Regions from separate parts of the Homo sapiens genome. Here region 2 is linked to region 1. A link is a contact called in ENCODE Hi-C or POLR2A ChIA-PET data. All regions are on one chromosome and are shown on one strand. The core of a region is the stretch at or near the end of the contact, and the rest is flanking DNA. Distances in the headings are between cores, read along the strand shown.

Region 1 (3,947 bases), core at 40-2,539:
AGATCGCGCCACTGTACTCCAGCCTGGATGACAGAGCAGGACTCCATCTCAAAAAGAAAGGAAAAGAAAAGAAAAAATATTAAATGTGTACGCTCTTTGACTCAGCTGTATTACTTCAAGGAGTTGATATCACCAAAATTGCCTAAGTGCTCAAAGGTGTTTGTAGTTAAACAACAGGAGATTGATAAATTATGTTATATACATGTGATGCTATGTTTTAAAGAGGTACTGATATGATAAAAGATGTACGTGGCATAAAATTAAATGTACTTTATTAAGTACTTTTCCAAGTGTTTACGGAATGAGTGCATTTTTGAAAAAAAAAAAGTGTATTCGAACTTTTAAAAAAGCTTTAAAAGCTTTATACAATGAACGATTGAGTGATTATAAGAGCTGGCGGGGGAATGTTAAGAGGATGATAGGGAGCTAAGTTTAACAGAACAATTCACCTCTTTATCTTGTGACACCTACGAGCGCATCAATTCTGTAATTGAAAAATAAAGTGCATATTTGCAGCAGCTGTACTCTCTTCAGGCTGCAAGGAGGCTTTTCCTCCCGGTAGGCTTGATTTGCATTTCACTTTCACTTTCGTGGCTGGAAACTTTCTACCCACGTAGTGGGAGGCTGAGGAGCCACCATAAAGCTGGGGCTTGACGAGCCGGGACCGGGACCCGATCTCCACATATGCCCGGACTTGTTCTGCGGCCGGGTTCAGGAGTCAAAGAGGCGGGGAGACCTGCGCGACGCTGCCCCGCCCTGCGCCCGCTTCCTCCAATGTATGCTCTAGGGGGCGGGCCTCGCGGGGAGCATGGACACGATTGGCCCTAAAGTCTTCCCCGCAAGGCCGTGGGCTGGACAGCGTGGTGACGTCGCAACGCGGCGCAGGGTGAGAGCGCGCGCTTGCGGACGCGGCGGCATTAAACGGTTGCAGGCGTAGCAGAGTGGTCGTTGTCTTTCTAGGTCTCAGCCGGTCGTCGCGACGTTCGCCCGCTCGCTCTGAGGCTCCTGAAGCCGAAACCAGCTAGACTTTCCTCCTTCCCGCCTGCCTGTAGCGGCGTTGTTGCCACTCCGCCACCATGTTCGAGGCGCGCCTGGTCCAGGGCTCCATCCTCAAGAAGGTGTTGGAGGCACTCAAGGACCTCATCAACGAGGCCTGCTGGGATATTAGCTCCAGCGGTGTAAACCTGCAGAGCATGGACTCGTCCCACGTCTCTTTGGTGCAGCTCACCCTGCGGTCTGAGGGCTTCGACACCTACCGCTGCGACCGCAACCTGGCCATGGGCGTGAACCTCACCAGGTGAGCCTCGCGGCCCCGGGAAGCCGGCCCCGGCCCGCCTGCACCTCCGGTGCTTGGCGGGAGCGCTTTCGAGCCTAGCCCTCATTGGCTGGCGTGGGCCATCCGCGCCTTCTCATTGGCCTGCCACGCAGTGGGGTGGGGCCCAGCTGAGCGCGCGGTTCGGAAAAGCCCGCGCTGGCTGCTGCGCGAACCTGCTTTTTCGCGCCAAAGTCACAAAGCGGGTGGTGGCGGGAAAATCAAGGGTTTTTCCGCAGTGCCAGGAACACTGTTCCAGGGCTCTTTGCTCACTAAATCCTGTTGGCCTTGAATGGACGCTTTAGCTGTGGCTTTCTTGTTTCTGAGACGGTCTCGGTGTGTTGCCCGGGCTGGTCTCCAACTTCTGGGCTCAAGCGATCCTCCCGGCTCAGTCGCGGTTGACTTTAAATGCTTTATAATGCCCTTGCGAGAAATGTGGCAGCCTGTCATCCTACTTAGTGGCAGGAGATTGTTTCTATCCAGAAGGGACACTGCTGGTGGTATTTTAGTATAAATACTGCCAGATGCGTCCCAAAACGTCTGCATTAATAATGGCATCCTCCAGCAGTCCGCTTACCCTCCACCAGTTCTGAGACGGCCTGATGGGTGAGAGTGGTAACCCCTTCTAACCGCGTTCGAAATACAGCCCTTCAGCAGACGGCGTTGATTTTAAAGCATGTGTCTCCTGTCTTCTAGTATGTCCAAAATACTAAAATGCGCCGGCAATGAAGATATCATTACACTAAGGGCCGAAGATAACGCGGATACCTTGGCGCTAGTATTTGAAGCACCAAGTAAGTCGTACCTTTTTACCGAGTCACGAAGCTACAGAAAATCAAAACTCTGTGTCAGTATTTCTCAAAAGCATCTGCTTTCTTTTGGTAGACCAGGAGAAAGTTTCAGACTATGAAATGAAGTTGATGGATTTAGATGTTGAACAACTTGGAATTCCAGTGAGTATCAGTTTCTCATTGTAGAGAGTGCTGTACACAGGCACGATAGTTATGTCATAGAATGTTTGTTTATTTTTACAGACAGGGTCTTGGCTCTGTTGCCCAGGCTGGAGTGCAGTAGTGCCATATAGCTCTCTCTAACCTGGGATTCCTGGGCTCAAGCAGTCCTCTTGCCTTAGTCTCCTAAGTGGCTAGGAAGGACTACGGGCCTGTCCCACCACACCTGGCTAATTTTTTCATTTTTGTGTGTGGGCGTGGGGGCAGTCTTGCCCAGGCTGGTCTGGAACTCCTGGCCTCAAGTGATCCTCCTCCGTCAAGATATGTTAATATAATTTAAGCCTACTTCATAACAACTTTTTCTAGAAATATATCTACTGGTGCATGTTTCAAAGAGAGATTTTAGTATTTGGATAGTTGTTCACCACAAGTCTAAAACTCACAGGTTAAATTTATTGTTTACTGCCAGTTGTCTATTTGCATTAACTTCCATGAACCTCTTTTAAAATTTGTTTCCTTCTAGAATGCTTGCTTTTTATTAAGTGGATTTTAAAGCTGACTTGGAAGAAATTTATCCAGGTTAGGTTTATAAACACCAAAGGAGAGAAGAAATGTTTGAATGTTGAAAATGCCTAATATATTCTCTTGCTTTCTTTTAGAAAGTAGTTAGGCCTGCTTGCGCCATCATGATTTCTGTGCCATACTCTAATGTTCTCTTACTTTATCCCTGGAGGATGAGGAGGAGGAGGCTCTTGTTCCCTGGATGGTGCATTTAATAGCCATTTATTTTTTTGAGTGGAGTTTGTTAAGAAATTACGCAAGTCATATTTTAAAGTAATCAGAAAATATTGATTCTGAGTTGTTTAGGTGTTGCCTTTTAAGAAAGTGAGGGTGCCAAATCATTAAATTTCTAACAATTAACTTTTGGAAAATTTTTGTTCTTAATAGGAACAGGAGTACAGCTGTGTAGTAAAGATGCCTTCTGGTGAATTTGCACGTATATGCCGAGATCTCAGCCATATTGGAGATGCTGTTGTAATTTCCTGTGCAAAAGACGGAGTGAAATTTTCTGCAAGTGGAGAACTTGGAAATGGAAACATTAAATTGTCACAGACAAGTAATGTCGATAAAGAGGAGGAAGCTGTAAGTAGTTTTTAAGTAAAAAGAAAATAGTTTGAAGAGAATTATAATACTGCTTATTAGGTTAATTGCTAAAATTAAAAGTAGACAGAATTGGATCCCAAGTAATTTCTGAAAATTGAGATACTGTTGAAATCTGCGAATGATTTATAAGTGTCATCCAATTTAGAATTATATTTGCAAGAAGGGAATACAAATTCAGCACGTGTACATACCACAGAACAGTGGTTTATGGATCAAGTCCACACCGGCTCTTAAGGGTAGGATTGGGAAGTTAGGCGTATAACCTTTAGCTTTCTGGAGATACTTACTCTCTTACCAAATAATTGAGCATAGGACAGCAGCTCAATAGAAGGATATGGTTAGGAGTAAAAGTCTACCTGTTTGGAGCACTTATGTAATCCTAATATTAGCTTACATGTTGTGGGTCCAATTGGTAGCCCATTTTAAAGGTGGAGAAGCAGGCTGAGCAACCTTAAGTGACAATTTAGCCAAAGTCACAGGCTGTAGGAATCAAAGGTTAAACAGGAAGGAGACTTCTCACT
Region 2 (4,351 bases), core at 1,583-4,082, 830 kb before region 1:
GATGTAGGTTAATTGGTATTCCTAATTATCAAAGGGAGATTCCTTACCTGTGTTTCTACACAAAGCTGTATTTGTTATTGTCCCTTGATTTCAGGCCCACTGTTCTACTTCCTGCTCTGCGATGCTATAATTCAGATCTGTACCCTACATGTCTCAGATTCTCTTTAAATTCTGCCAATTGAAGGCACTTTAGAGACGGGAAGGTGGCAGGAAGAGAAAGGAATTTATTCTTGTTTCCAACTCTTTTCAGCATCTCTGCAGCTGCAGAAGATAACGATAGTGCTAGCCTCCAGTTCCAAGCACCACTGAGTCATGCCCCCTCAGTTACCAGTGGCAACCAGCTTCATTTGCCTTAGTGGTCTAAGCACAGCTCTGTAAGGTAGCCTTCAGAAGTCCAAGCATAGCTTTGTAGGGTGCCCCTCAAAAGTCAAAATAACAGCTATGCTGTGACCTCTCCAACCTTTGAATTCCCACATTCTGGTAACCTCAGAACTTCTTTTAGTCTCTTAGCCATAAGGATGGTTGCTGCTTCCTGAATTACTACTTTCTGGGGAGTTACCTCAATATTTCCTTTCTGCTCTTTCAGTCTTCCATTTTTGTATCCAATTTCTTGTATTAAGTCCCCTTTTTGAAATACCTAGTATGGTTTCTGCTTTCCTGACTGATATAAAGTCTAAAATGCTTTTGAAACATAAACATCATTTAATTGTTTGGGTGAACTAAGATTAAAGCAGGTATATGTTAGTAAATGAATTACAGTAATACAAGATGTAGCATCCAAAGACAAGTTAAGAAAATATGATTTATGGTGCTTTTTTGTACTTTTTAAACCCTACCTTCAGAGAAATAAAGCTTCCAGCCTTTATATGGTATGAATCGATCCAATGTTGACTGCATTGACTGTGGGGTCTTTGTTGAAAGCAAAAACTGTGGGGTTTGTTCTGAAAAAAATAAAATACTAGGTTAGTAGAAACAGAGTGAACATTTTTCCAATATGCTTCTCTTTCCAAATGAGACTCTCATTAATAGAGTATCCAAATTAGGGGTTTTAGTAAAAATCTGGGACATCAATGTTCAAATACTTACTAAGGAGTAGCATGAAATAAAAGACAAACTGAAGTATGAGATAAACCGCCTTGTATGATAGACGTGAATTGCTTCCTTAAGTGAAAAAAATTGAACAATCATTGACCTCACCTACCAGAAGTACGTTTTCCTGTGGTTTTACTCAGATCAGGTCTGTGTTCTCTTTCTCTCCATTTTCCTGAGAAGTTCCCACCACCTCTTCCCCTTTTCCAGCTTTGAAATCTTCCTCGTCCAAATCCTCTGCCTCTATACTCTCCATTCATCTCTCCTAAAAGATAGATATTAAAAAGGTCTTCACCAAAACTGTAAGGAAAATAGTGCTCTTAAAAATGTATTAATAAAAAGGGAAAAATTAATGTATTCTAGGTTCAAGAGTAGCAAACAGGCTTGCAAAGTTGTACAGCTATGATACAAGACCCAAATATTCTGCAGTTAAGTTTCTAATCTCTATCGCTTTTTAAGGTATACCATAATAGTTTAATAACTATTAAATATGGTTTACGTATACTAGACGCTCACAGGTTAAAAATAAGGACAGGTACTGTACCTGTTTACAAGTCCCCATTACAGAAATGAAAATAGGACAGGTAATTAACTCTATGAAAACTTATTTGCAGTATTTGAGACTTCTTATTATAGGGCAGGACAGGATGAACATAATTCTGGCCTGTGAGACACTAGGGATACATCATCATAGCTTCTTACATACAGTCAATCCTGCAGTGTCACATCCATTTTTTGTGCAGTTTTTCTGTAAATCCAAAACTGTTCTTATAAAATACACGTCTACTTAAAAATGATTCATATCCTAAGTATACAAGTAAATAAAGATATACCTGTACGCTGCAGTGCAATTCATTATCAAATACTCTACCCAAATCCTTACTTAAAAGGGGTTTAGTTAATAAAACAAGATAGTAACTAGAAAGTTCACGATTTAACGGCATGACAGGGCTCCAATAATTAGGCATTACACATTATGAAACTGATGCTCAAAGAAATTAAGCAAACCGATCAAGATCAAAGTTGTTTGTCGACAGTACAGAGATAAAACTTTCAGCCTCCCAAGCTGAGGCGCTCCTTCAACAACGCTGCGTGCCATACCCTTCTCAAACGAGACAATATGCTGAGAACAGTAACAAATTCAAAAAAACGTTAAGAAGTAGGACTGGAGAAAGAGTAAAAAGAAACAGTTGGGTACCTGTGCTTCTTCAAATACTACTTTATTTACATCTCCTAAGGCTAAAGTTCTTACTTGCTTGGGACAGAGGTCCCAAAGCTCTCCTAGTTCACAACTGGGCCGGCTCCAGGATACGCGCAGATCTGTCCGGCCGGATTCTCCCTCCCTCCCTCCCGTAGAGAAGCACCACGGGGCTAAGAGTCTCCGGGATCTTAGCTCCTCAGGCGACTCCTGCCAAGTCCGCAGTTCTCTTCAGCCGCAGCTTTCCTGTCGTCCCCGCGCGGTGCTGAACCCCATCTGTCTCAACGGCTCGGGAAACTCAGTTTCCCCACCGCAGCTTCCAGAAGGTGTCTGTAGCGCACAGCGCCGCAAAAATGCCTCAAGCGAAAATCAGGTCTTCCCCTAAATTCTTTTTTGGCGCTTCAGTGATCCAACTTCCGCTCAAAGAAGCGGCAAGACGAGAGGGGCGGGGCGGAGTGCAGCCAATCAAGGAGTTTGGCCAGACGGAAGCCGAGAGGCTTCCGGAAGCGGTCTTGAGGTCTGGGCCGGAAAGCGGAAGCGGCGTGCAACACGTGGGGGCGGTGCCGGTCGGAGGGCTCCTAGTGCGCCAGGTTGTGGGAAGTGAGGCTGGCGGTGGCGACAACCGAGGAGGAGGGGCGGGACGCCGTGGAGCACGGCGACCGGCTGAGCGTCATGGAGGGCTCAGGGGAGCAGCCGGGCCCACAACCACAGCATCCCGGAGACCACCGCATCCGCGACGGCGACTTCGTGGTGCTGAAACGTGAAGATGTGTTTAAAGCAGTACAAGTCCAGCGGAGAAAGTAAGTCAGATCGCTGATTTTAGGGGTCTCCCGCCCCCACCTTGTAGATACCCCCTCCCTCCAGGTTTCTCCACAGAATTCTTCCGCCAGGGTGCCATTCTTGGCTCTCTCGGTCCCCATTCCCCGCCCTCGTTGTCTCCTCGGGTCTTTCTGTCACAGAAGGCTTTTCCACCAGGATCCCGTCTTCGAACCTCATAATCTCCCTTAACCCTCCTGTTTTTCCCGGAGCCCCCTCCATGATTTCATATCTGGCCGTCCACCTTCAGCATCCTTTTCAGTCTTTCCACAGAGTTCCTTCCCCAGAATTCCATTCTTGGCCCTAGGGTGCCAATGCCTCCCTCTCCACACCCTAATCACCTGTCCTGAAGTTCTTTCCCTAGGACCTTGGGATCTTCACTGTCTTTCCAGAGACACCCCCTCCTTTCTTCACTTTAGGATCTCATCCTTGTCTCCAGAGTCTCCTTCAGGTTCCCCCTTTTTTTCCACCATAGATCCTCCTTCTTCCCTAATCCCCCAGTCAGGATCTATCCCACAAAAAATGAAACGTCTCCTACCTAGTCTGGCTTTCTATCCTCTTCTCTACCCAAGCAGGATACACAGAATAGATGAAGGAGACAATTCACCACAGAGTGTGGAATCACTTTGAGTTTCCCTCGTTTTACTCACCAAAGGATTCAACGCTGGGAAAATTGCTAAAAAGCAATTTGCTCAAGGCCTCAGAACTCCAAATTAGGTTTGGTTTGTGCACCTGCTGGCTAGTATCGCTCTGTTTTATAGAAGTAAAGAAGTGGGATTTTGATAACTTTCTGGAAGGGCTGGTGAGGTTGTTAAGTCCTAAGAGCTTATTAATGGTGAAAATTTATTGGGATATTTGGATTAATTTATCTGAGAAATACAACCACAGTGTTTTTGTTTTTGAGACGGAGTCTTGCTTTGTCACCCAGGCTTTAGGGCAGTAGTGCAATCTCGGCTCATTGCAGCCTCTGCCTCCGAGGTTCAAGCGATTCTCCTGCCTCAGCCTCCCTAGTGGCTGGGACTCTGGCACCATCACACTCGGCTAATCTTTTTTTTTTTTTTTTGTATTTTTAGTAGAGACGGGGTTTCACCATGTTGGCCAGGCTGATCTCGAACTCCTGACCTCAGGTGATCCACCCGCCTCGGCCTCCCAAAGTGCTGGGATTACAGGTGTGAGCCACCGCACCTGGCCACAGTTTCTTTTGAGCTAGGTTATTGTATTACTTTTGACAGAGATAAGTTGAATGCA

Evidence for each region. A loop is a pair of places that touch in the nucleus more often than their neighbours do. ChIA-PET counts read pairs that join two places held with the same protein, here RNA polymerase II (POLR2A). Pooled maps may share reads with other maps.
Region 2: a map of CD4-positive, alpha-beta T cell shows a loop between it and region 1 (9-fold over the local background). The contact joins the promoter of TRMT6 here to the promoter of PCNA-AS1 in region 1. A Hi-C loop is called at or near these places in 6 of 168 maps with a recorded cell type or tissue (CD4-positive, alpha-beta T cell, CD8-positive, alpha-beta T cell, OCI-LY7 and 1 more), 16 of 37 single-sample maps with no recorded cell type and 18 of 50 pooled maps. POLR2A ChIA-PET finds 5 or more read pairs at or near these places in 7 of 52 experiments (Caco-2, H1, HEK293 and 4 more).

What each region holds. Positions count from the first base shown.
Region 1 is chr20:5,116,928-5,120,874 of GRCh38, reverse strand. It overlaps PCNA-AS1 (PCNA antisense RNA 1), which reads right to left and starts at 1,289. Exons shown (of 1, transcript NR_028370.1): 1 at 906-1,289. PCNA (proliferating cell nuclear antigen) reads left to right here and starts at 917. Exons shown (of 6, transcript NM_182649.2): 1 at 917-1,297; 2 at 2,009-2,106; 3 at 2,198-2,265; 4 at 3,211-3,405. The coding sequence starts at 1,077. RefSeq lists enhancers at 384-833, 964-1,133, 582-1,462, 1,574-1,723, 1,463-2,343 and a silencer at 1,324-1,383.
Region 2 is chr20:5,949,014-5,953,364 of GRCh38, reverse strand. TRMT6 (tRNA methyltransferase 6 non-catalytic subunit) reads left to right here and starts at 2,832. Exons shown (of 11, transcript NM_015939.5): 1 at 2,832-3,087. The coding sequence starts at 2,960. It overlaps MCM8 (minichromosome maintenance 8 homologous recombination repair factor), which reads right to left and starts at 2,713. Exons shown (of 19, transcript NM_032485.6): 1 at 2,342-2,713; 2 at 1,202-1,354; 3 at 837-941. The coding sequence starts at 1,349. RefSeq lists an enhancer at 2,697-2,836.